Linked DNA regions of Homo sapiens: region 1 is linked to region 2. A link is an interaction called in ENCODE POLR2A ChIA-PET data of the cell type or tissue named here. Cell type or tissue: GM12878. All regions are shown on one strand. Links, peaks and the distances in the headings refer to the core of each region. The heading gives the core; the rest is flanking DNA. Region 1 overlaps CDK17 (cyclin dependent kinase 17). Region 2 overlaps CDK17 (cyclin dependent kinase 17).

Region 1 (4,394 bases), core at 189-4,188, 76 kb after region 2:
TTTCTTCCAGTTGATCGCATCGGCTCCTGAGGCTTCTGCATTCTTCATGTAGTTCTCGAGCCTTGGTTTTCAGCTCCATCAGCTCCTTTAAGCACTTCTCTGTATTGGTTATTCTAGTTATACATTCTTCTAAATTTTTTTCAAAGTTTTCAACTTCTTTGCCTTTGGTTTGAATGTCCTCCCGTAGCTCAGAGTAATTTGATCGTCTGAAGCCTTCTTCTCTCAGCTCGTCAAAGTCATTCTCCATCCAGCTTTGTTCCGTTGCTGGTGAGGAACTGTGTTCCTTTGGAGGAGGAGAGGCACTCTGCGTTTTAGAGTTTCCAGTTTTTCTGTTCTGTTTTTTCCCCATCTTTGTGGTTTTATCTACTTTTGGTCTTTGATGATGGTGATGTACAGATGGGTTTTCGGTGTGGATGTCCTTTCTGTTTGTTAGTTTTCCTTCTAACAGACAGGACCCTCAGCTGCAGGTCTGTTGGAATACCCTGCCGTGTGAGGTGTCAGTGTGCCCCTGCTGGGGGGTGCCTCACAGTTAGGCTGCTCGGGGGTCAGGGGGTCAGGGACCCACTTGAGGAGGCAGTCTGCCCGTTCTCAGATCTCCAGCTGCGTGCTGGGAGAACCACTGCTCTCTTCAAAGCTGTCAGACAGGGACATTTAAGTCTGCAGAGGTTCCTGCTGTCTTTTTGTTTGTCTGTGCCCTGCCCCCAGAGGTGGAGCCTACAAAGGCAGGCAGGCCTCCTTGAGCTGTGGTGGGCTCCACCCAGTTCGAGCTTCGTGGCTGCTTTGTTTACCTAAGCAAGCCTGGGCAATGGCGGGCGCCCCTCCCCCAGCCTCGCTGCCGCCTTGCGGTTTGATCTCAGACTGCTGTGCTAGCAATCAGCAAGACTCCGTGGGCGTAGGACCCTCCGAGCCAGGTGTGGTATATAGTCTCGTGGTGCGCCGTTTTTTAAGCCGGTCTGACAAGCGCAATATTCGGGTGGGAGTGACCCGATTTTCCAGGTGCGTCCGTCACCCCTTTCTTTGACTCGGAAAGAGAACTCCCTGACCCCTTGCGCTTCCCAGGTGAGGCAATGCCTCGCCCTGCTTCGGCTAGTGCACGGTGCGCACACACACTGGCCTGCGCCCACTGTCTGGCACTCCCTAATGAGATGAACCCGGTACCTCAGATGGAAATGCAGAAATCACCCGTCTTCTGCGTCGCTCACGCTGGGAGCTGTAGACCGGAGCTGTTCCTATTCGGCCATCTTGGCTCCTCCCTCTGATTTTTTTTTTAAATGTACCCTGTAAGTCTCAAAAGTGTAGCACTTTGGGAGTTGAGCCTTTCTGTGGGAAGGTCTCACTTGTAACTCAGAAACCCAGGGCTTCATTTTTTATCCCAATGTGGAAGGTAAACCCAGGGACCTTCTCATCAACATCAGCAGCCTCTCCTAAGACACTGATAGAGTCAATTTATGTATAACAGCTTTGGGTTTTCAGTCCTCTCTTTGTTTTTGCTTCCTAGGTATTACCAATACATTCTTGCACATTTAGCTGTGCATTTTAAAATATTGTATTTTAGTCAACATTTTCTTGAGGAAAGGGAGATTTTCATATCTCACTAGAAATGGAAGCCATGATTAAATTATTTTTAACATTTTGAAGGTGTGACAGAAATGAATACAGGACCTTAGATGTGTTATATACCAAATTTTAAGAGGTTAGGAATCAATCACCAATACATTACTTTTGCTGCCAAATTAATTTTTTGTTCACATATCACCATAAAATTTCTATGGAAATCTCAACATAACTGAAGTGTATTCTTAGATTACATATTGAGCTATTAAAAATCCATTACCATTTGCAACTGCTTATGAATATTAATTGGAGTTTTCTTAATATTGAGTTAACCAAGACAAAAATACAGACATAAAGTGAGTTTTAAGATAGAGTTGATATAAGACCCTTGAGTTCAAATTTCTCCTTAATCTAAGCAGTCCTCATGATTTTATATGTAAATATTATTAAAAGTTAACATTTATACTTATAAAATACAATTGTCTCACACATTGATATTTTATATAACTTTATTTGAAAAAGAGATCTAGTTATCTAGGCCATTCCTTGATTGTTAGTTAATATGCAGTTCCCTTGAATACTTGTTAAGCACCTTCTGAGTGCCAGACAGTTGGTTAAGTTCTGGAAATAGAAAAGTGAACAAGCTAAATCCCATCCCCAAGGATCTTATAAAATCACATGCACCAAAAAATGTTCTTCAGTGCAGTGGGTGGGGGCACAGTAGTCAACTGTGTCTGAGATTAGAAAAGACTTCACTGAGTGATGACACATGAGCATAGTTTGAAGACTAAGCCTGATCTCACAAAGTTGATAAAATAGGAAAAGGCATCTTTTAAAAACGAGAAAAAAAGTGTGTTAAAGCACTGCAGCATGAAACAACATGCTTCTTTCTGGAAAATGAATACGTGTATAGAAAGTAATAGTGGCAAGAGAGGAGTTCTAGAGATCCAGCATTTGTTTCCTAGTACACTCTTCTTGCTGGGTTATTAGATAATGACTGACAAATGCAGGTATATGAGTATACAACTTGGCCAGATGTGGTGGCTCATGCCTGTAATCCCATCACTTTGAGAGGCCAAGGTGGGTGGATTCCTGAAGTTGCAGTTTTTTGAATTTTTGCAATCAGACCTTGGTGATGACCTTGAGCAGTAGGATATAAGTAGCTCCCACATGCTTAGCTTCCAATAATGGAACACTAGGCATAAATGGCTACAAGTTCAAGATGAGCCTGAACAACAAGGCAAAACCTTGTCTCTACAAAAAAAATAAAATAAAATAAAACAAAACAAAACACCAGATGTGATGGGTGCCTGTACTCCCAGCTACTTGGGAGGCAGGAGGATTGCTTGAGCCTGGGAAGTAGAGGCTGCAGTGAGCCATGGTTGTGTCACTGCACTCCAGCTTGGCCAACAGAGCAAGACCTTGTCTCAAAAACAAAACAGTATATGTCTGTTTTTAATATTTTCAAATGGAATTTATCTTCCTCCCCCTACTTCCATTTAACTTTTATCTCTATTAAGCATGCCATAACCCACCTTTTTTGTAGTATGTTTTTGCTCTGAACAGATTTTTGAGTATTTGAAGATCATAAACTTGTTTTTGTAGTTCTGGTACAAAATAGATATTCAGTGAATAATTTTTTATTGTTTTATTTTTAACATTGGGGGTGCAGGGAGGAGAAACTGCATTAGAAGCTTTTAAGAGGTGTTTTAAAGAATATTCCAAGAATTAGCTCCATTTAACCATAGACCCAGTGACACATTATTTAATTGAAAGAATACTAAATAAGAGGCAGATGACCAGGTGTCTATTCCAGCTCTGCATCTAAGCTTTGTGAACTTTTGAAAGTCATTTAACCTTTCAAGTCTCAGTTCCCAGATCTAGAAAATGAAAGAACTGGCTCATTCTCAGAGATATTATTTCCAGTTTATAATTTTATTACTCAACCCTTGATAATAACTTGAATGTTAATTTTTTTCATAATTTGAAAGTGTAAAAAGATTTCATACTATTTTAAGACATTTGAGTCATGTTTTCATCTATTAACTGCATACCTGTGGCACCCAGAATGTAAATGACTTTTTATGCTGTGATTTTTACTCGTTGGCCTTCTATATTTTACCCATAGTGATAATAAATTATATATTAGAATATAATGTATCTCTTTTAATGTCTCATTTTTTGATATAGATATTGTTCATGAAAATCTAAAAATGGGATCAGATGGTGAGAGTGACCAAGCTTCTGGGACATCATCTGATGAAGTCCAGTCACCTACAGGTGTTTGTCTCAGAAATCGTATACATAGACGGATCTCAATGGAGGTAATCATTTAAAAAATACAAATATACTTGTGAATATGTGTGTTGGTATATGTTAATACACATACATATCAAGTGGAGTAAATGCCCATTTAAAAATTTTCATGAAGACACGTGACACTTGTAAGAAAGTTACTTCTTTGCATTCATAAATTGCAGTCTGTGAATATTTCCTCTTTTTTAATTTTTATCCCAATGTAGATATGTAATATAGTTGTTCGCATTCTGTGAAACATTTTATTTTAATTTTTTGCGAAACGTTATTTTAGGTTATCCATTAAGGAGAAGTGAATTTTCAAAAATTCTGGAAATACAGAATGATACATTAGCAATGTCTTCTTTTTAGAAAATACGATTTTAATGATATTTTTGAGATTCATCTGGATAATTAGCATTTTATTTTCTCTGTTTCAAATTTTAAGAGGTATAAATAAACAGCTTTTTTTTCTTGCATTATATTATAAAAGTGGGTGTCCTTTCCTTTGTGGTTCACTGTACCTACTGATCTCTGAAGCACAT
Region 2 (4,394 bases), core at 134-4,133:
ACCCATATGCAATAATCTCCACCTCTTTATTTCTAATCTAGACCTCTTTTTCTGAGTTGCATTCCAGCTTCCTACTCGATATTGCCTTAGTGCTCCCTTACCTAAACTGAACTCGAATCCCCTATTTCTGTTCCCAATTTCAGTGAATGGTACCACTGTCAGCCTAGTCACGTAAGCCAAAAACTTTGGCAGCTTCTTTCTTACGCTTTTCTGTTATGCTCATTTCCCCTTAGTCCAGTTAGTCACACCAAGTCCTGTTAATTTTAATTCCTAAATATCTTTTAAATTTATTTTTTCCTGTGTCACTTTCTTACGTAAGGGTTTTGGAATGTCTTATCTGATTTACTGGCTCCAGTTTTGTCCCATTTTAATCTAACCATATTCTTTCTTTATGTTTATATATGTATCTTATTTTATCCTTTTTTCCGTACTGCCGTCCATTCATCCATCCATGTCTGAAGTACCTGCCTACTCTGTACTAGACACTATGGTAGGGGCTAGGATACAAAGATGAAGAAACTGGTATGTTGATATTACAATGCTATGACACTTGTAGAGAAATTCTCATTTTTAAGCCCAAACGTCTCTTTCTCCAACGTGATCTTTGTTCCATTCTGACAGTTATGGTGGTTCTGCTATATAGTATTTATGTATACTGTAGTACTTAATATGTTATGTTGTAATTAATTATTTTCAGGTCTCTCCCTCTTTTGGCTGGCGTTGTGCTCCAGAGAGGCCGTGTTTTTTTTCATTTCTGTATTTCTTCCCGTATTATCATACTCTTAAATTGAATAAAGTGATGGAATTAGGAGGAACAACACCGAGTTGGTAAATTAAGGTCAGAGTAGGCTTAGAAGCAATCAAGAATACATTTTGATATAGTAGATAATAAAAAGTGTAAAAGGTTTCAAATATTGGAGCTATACAGTTTTGGTGGTATTTGTGTGAGAGCAATCTAGAGCAGTTTGTAGGCCAACTTGGAGGGACAGTAACTTGGCATTATTGAGACTGTTTAATTGCATGTGAGCTGTACTAACTTGTTAGTGAAAATGGAGAGAAAAGGGGTGTGGCCTTCAAAGATTGTTGTCTTTTAGACAAAATGGAAATATAAAATTATAATGTTAATATGTAAAGAAAGTACTCATTTCTGAAGGTCTAAAAATATTGGTCAGTGTATCAGGAGTAAAATTTGGTTTAACCGAAAAAAACTGGCCTGCCGCGGTGGCTCACGCCTGTAATCCCAGCACTTTGGGAGGCCAAGGCGGTCAGATCACTTGAGGTCAGGGGTTCGAGACCAGCCTGGGCAACATGGCGAAACCCCATCTCTACTAAAAATACAAAAAATTAGCCGGGCGTGGTGGCTCAGGCCTGTAATTCCAGCTACCTGGGAGGCTGAGGCATGAGAATTGCTTGAACCCGGGAGGTGAAAGTTGTAGTGAGCTGAGATCACACCACTGCACTCCAACCTGAGTGACAGAGTGAGACTCTGTTTCAAAAAAAAAAAGAAAAAAAAAATCAAAAACAAAACAACCCCCCGCCCCAAAATCGTCCTTAATGAAATCTAGCTATTTAACTGTGTAGTATTGGCTTAAATGCGCTTACTGCAGTGCAGAATTGTACTCAAAGGATCAAACAGTGCATTTAATGTTATTCATTCTGCTGTGGTAGTTTATGTATACAGTTGACTAGAAGCTTTGTTTTTCTTTTTTTTTTTGAGATGGAGTCTCCCTCTGTCGTTTAGGTTGGAGTGCAGTGGTGCAATCTCAGCTCACTACAACCTCCACCTCCCGGGTTCAGTAAATTCTCCTGTCTCAGCCTCCCGAGTAGCTGGGATTATAGGCGTGTGCCACCATGCCTGGCTAATTTTTGTATTTTTAGTAGTGTTGGCCAGGCTGGTCTCTAACTCCTGAGCTCAGGTAATCCACCCACCTTGGCCACCCAAAGTGTTGGGATTACAGGTTTGAGCCGCCACACCCAGCCTTGTTTTTAAATGGAATTACAGTAATTAAATAAAAACTGTTCCATGGTCTACTTTTAAACTTGAAGGATTTTTTTTCTTTTTCTTTTCTGTCTTTTTTTTTTTTTTTTTTTTGAGATGGAGTCTCACCCCATCGTCCAGGCTGGAGTGCAGTGGTGCGATCTCTGCTAACTGCAATCTCCACCTCCCAGGTTCAGGCGATTCTCCTGCCTCACCCTCCTGAGCAGCTGGGACTACAGGTGCACGCCATTGTGTCTGGCTAATCTTTGTATTTTTAGTGGAGACCATGTTTCACCATGTTGGGCAGGCTGGTCTTGAACTCCTGAGCTCAGGTGATCCACCCACCTAGGCCTCCCAAAGTGCTGGGATTAAAGGCGTGAGCCACCGCACCTGGCCAAGGCTTTTTTAAAATGCCTGTAATCCCAGCACTTTGGGAGGCCTAGGTGGGTGGATCGCCTGAGCTCAGGAGTTCGAGACCACCCTGGTCAACATGATGAAACCCGTCTCTACTAAAAAATACAAAAAAATTAGCCGGGCGTGTTGGCACGTGCCTGAAGGGAGGAGAATCACTCGAACCTGGGAGGTGGAGGTTGCAGTAAGCTGACATCGCCACACTGCACTCCAGCCTGGGCGACAGAGCAAGACTCCATCTCAAAAAAAAAAAAAAAATTGAGTTTTAAATTATACCTCTTTTCAGCCGGGCGCGCTGTCTCACACTTGTAATCCCAGCACTTTGGGAGGCTGAGGCAGGCGGATTATGAGGTCAGGATATCAAGACCATCCTGGCCCACATGGTGAAACCCCGTCTCTACTAAAAATACAGAAATTTGCTGGGTGTGGTGGTGCATGCCTGTAATTCCAGCTACTCAGGAGGCTGAGGCAGGAGAATCTCTTGAACCTGGGAGGTGGAAATTGCAGTGAGCCAAGATCACACCGCTGCACTCCAGCCTGGTGACAGAGTGAGACTTCCTCTCAAAAAAAAAAAAACAAAAAACAAACAAACAAAAAAACCCTCTTCTATAGTAGGTGTGTTATAAGTAATAAATTTATTTTAAATATTAGTTCGAGATTATGGCTTGGTAACGTCTTGTTTGAAGTGTGACATTTAAAATGAATTTTCATAATTTGTGGGAGTCAGTGCCTTTTTAAATTCCTCAGCTTACACAGTCTTCTTAAAACACTTTTTGTATTGAGCTTTTGAGATCATGGTTTATTAACCAACATTTATCATTTCAGAAACAGTGGGGTATTGTGTGTTGCAATAATTTTTGCCCATAAGTTGGTGAGCATGGATTTTTTTGTTGATCCCTCCCTTCTCCAGATATCATTTCCATTTCCATTTTGCTCTCATCCCCTTTCTTCCTAAGAAGCTATAAAATGGTTGAAACATTTATTTCAGGTACAATTTTTTGGAAAAGATCTGCAACTTAGGTTTCTATTGTATAAAGTTTAGAATTGGTTATATGTTTTCAATTTTCTTTTCATAAAGCCTACTTCAGTAATAACTTATAATAACCATATTACTATAAGCTCGTTATTTTAACTCTTGGCTGGGCAAGGTGGCTCATGCCTGTAATCCCAGCATTTAGGGAGGCAGACTGAGGAGGATCACTGGAGCCTAGGAGTTTGAGGCCAGCCTGGGCAACATAGGGAGACCCCATGCCTACAAAAAAATTAAAAAAAAAAAAAAATTAGTTGAGCATGAGATGGCACATGCCTGTAGTTCCAGCTACCCAGGAGGCTGAGGCAGAAGGCTCTCTTGAGCCTGTCTCAAAAAATAATAATAATAATAATAAAAAAAAGTGAGGCCTGGTGGGAGGTATTTGGATCATGGGGCAGATCCCTCATGAATGGCTTAGCACCATCCCCTTGGTGATGAGTGAGTTCATGTGAGATCGGTTGTTTTAAAGTTTGTAGCTTCTTCTCTGTTCTCTCTTGTTCCTGCTCTCGCCATGTGACATGCCTGTTCCCACTTGGTTTTGCACCATGAGTAAAAGCTTCCCGAGGCCTCCCCAGTTGCCAAGCAGATGTTGGCATTATGCTTGTACAGCTTGCAGAACCATGAGGCAATTAAACCTCTTTTCTTTATAAATTACCCAGTCTCAGGGATTCCTTTATAGCAATGTAAGAACAGCCCAACACAGCATGTAAAACATTGATTGTTTTTGCTATAACTCTTTATAAAATAAGAACTATTGGTAGTGGTAATAAAATTGTTTAATCCATTGCTTCACATTGAAGGAATGTCTAAATCAGTGATTCACAAGGACAATTGAATGAAAATCGTCTCTGGCTTTTTGAACTTTGCATATTTCCCAGATTTTCTAATATGCCTCTACTCCCACCAGATTTGAGCGTAACTGTAGCAGTGAGTTCAAGTTATTAATGGGTGTGTGTTGCATCCTTCTTGTATGTT

What was found. ChIA-PET counts read pairs that join two places held together with the same protein. Peaks named below come from ENCODE experiments on the same cell type or tissue, not always from the same donor. Only the 100,000 strongest peaks of a DNase experiment are listed, where the experiment ranks them.
Region 1: POLR2A ChIA-PET joins it to region 2 with 5 read pairs; 21 of 35 experiments call an interaction of 5 or more read pairs at or near these places.

What each region holds. Positions count from the first base shown.
Region 1 is chr12:96,312,805-96,317,198 of GRCh38, reverse strand. It overlaps CDK17 (cyclin dependent kinase 17), which reads left to right. Exons shown (of 17, transcript NM_002595.5): 4 at 3,745-3,878. Among named protein-coding and RNA genes, the nearest start is that of CDK17, 85 kb to the left of the region's middle. RefSeq lists enhancers at 362-992, 993-1,625. In GM12878, for the core only: no CTCF peak of the experiment used is centred there; no DNase peak of the experiment used is centred there; H3K4me3 peaks cover 907 bases; H3K27ac peaks cover 797 bases.
Region 2 is chr12:96,388,407-96,392,800 of GRCh38, reverse strand. The region is part of intron 1 of CDK17 (cyclin dependent kinase 17); the gene reads left to right. Among named protein-coding and RNA genes, the nearest start is that of CDK17, 9.8 kb to the left of the region's middle. In GM12878, for the core only: no CTCF peak of the experiment used is centred there; no DNase peak of the experiment used is centred there.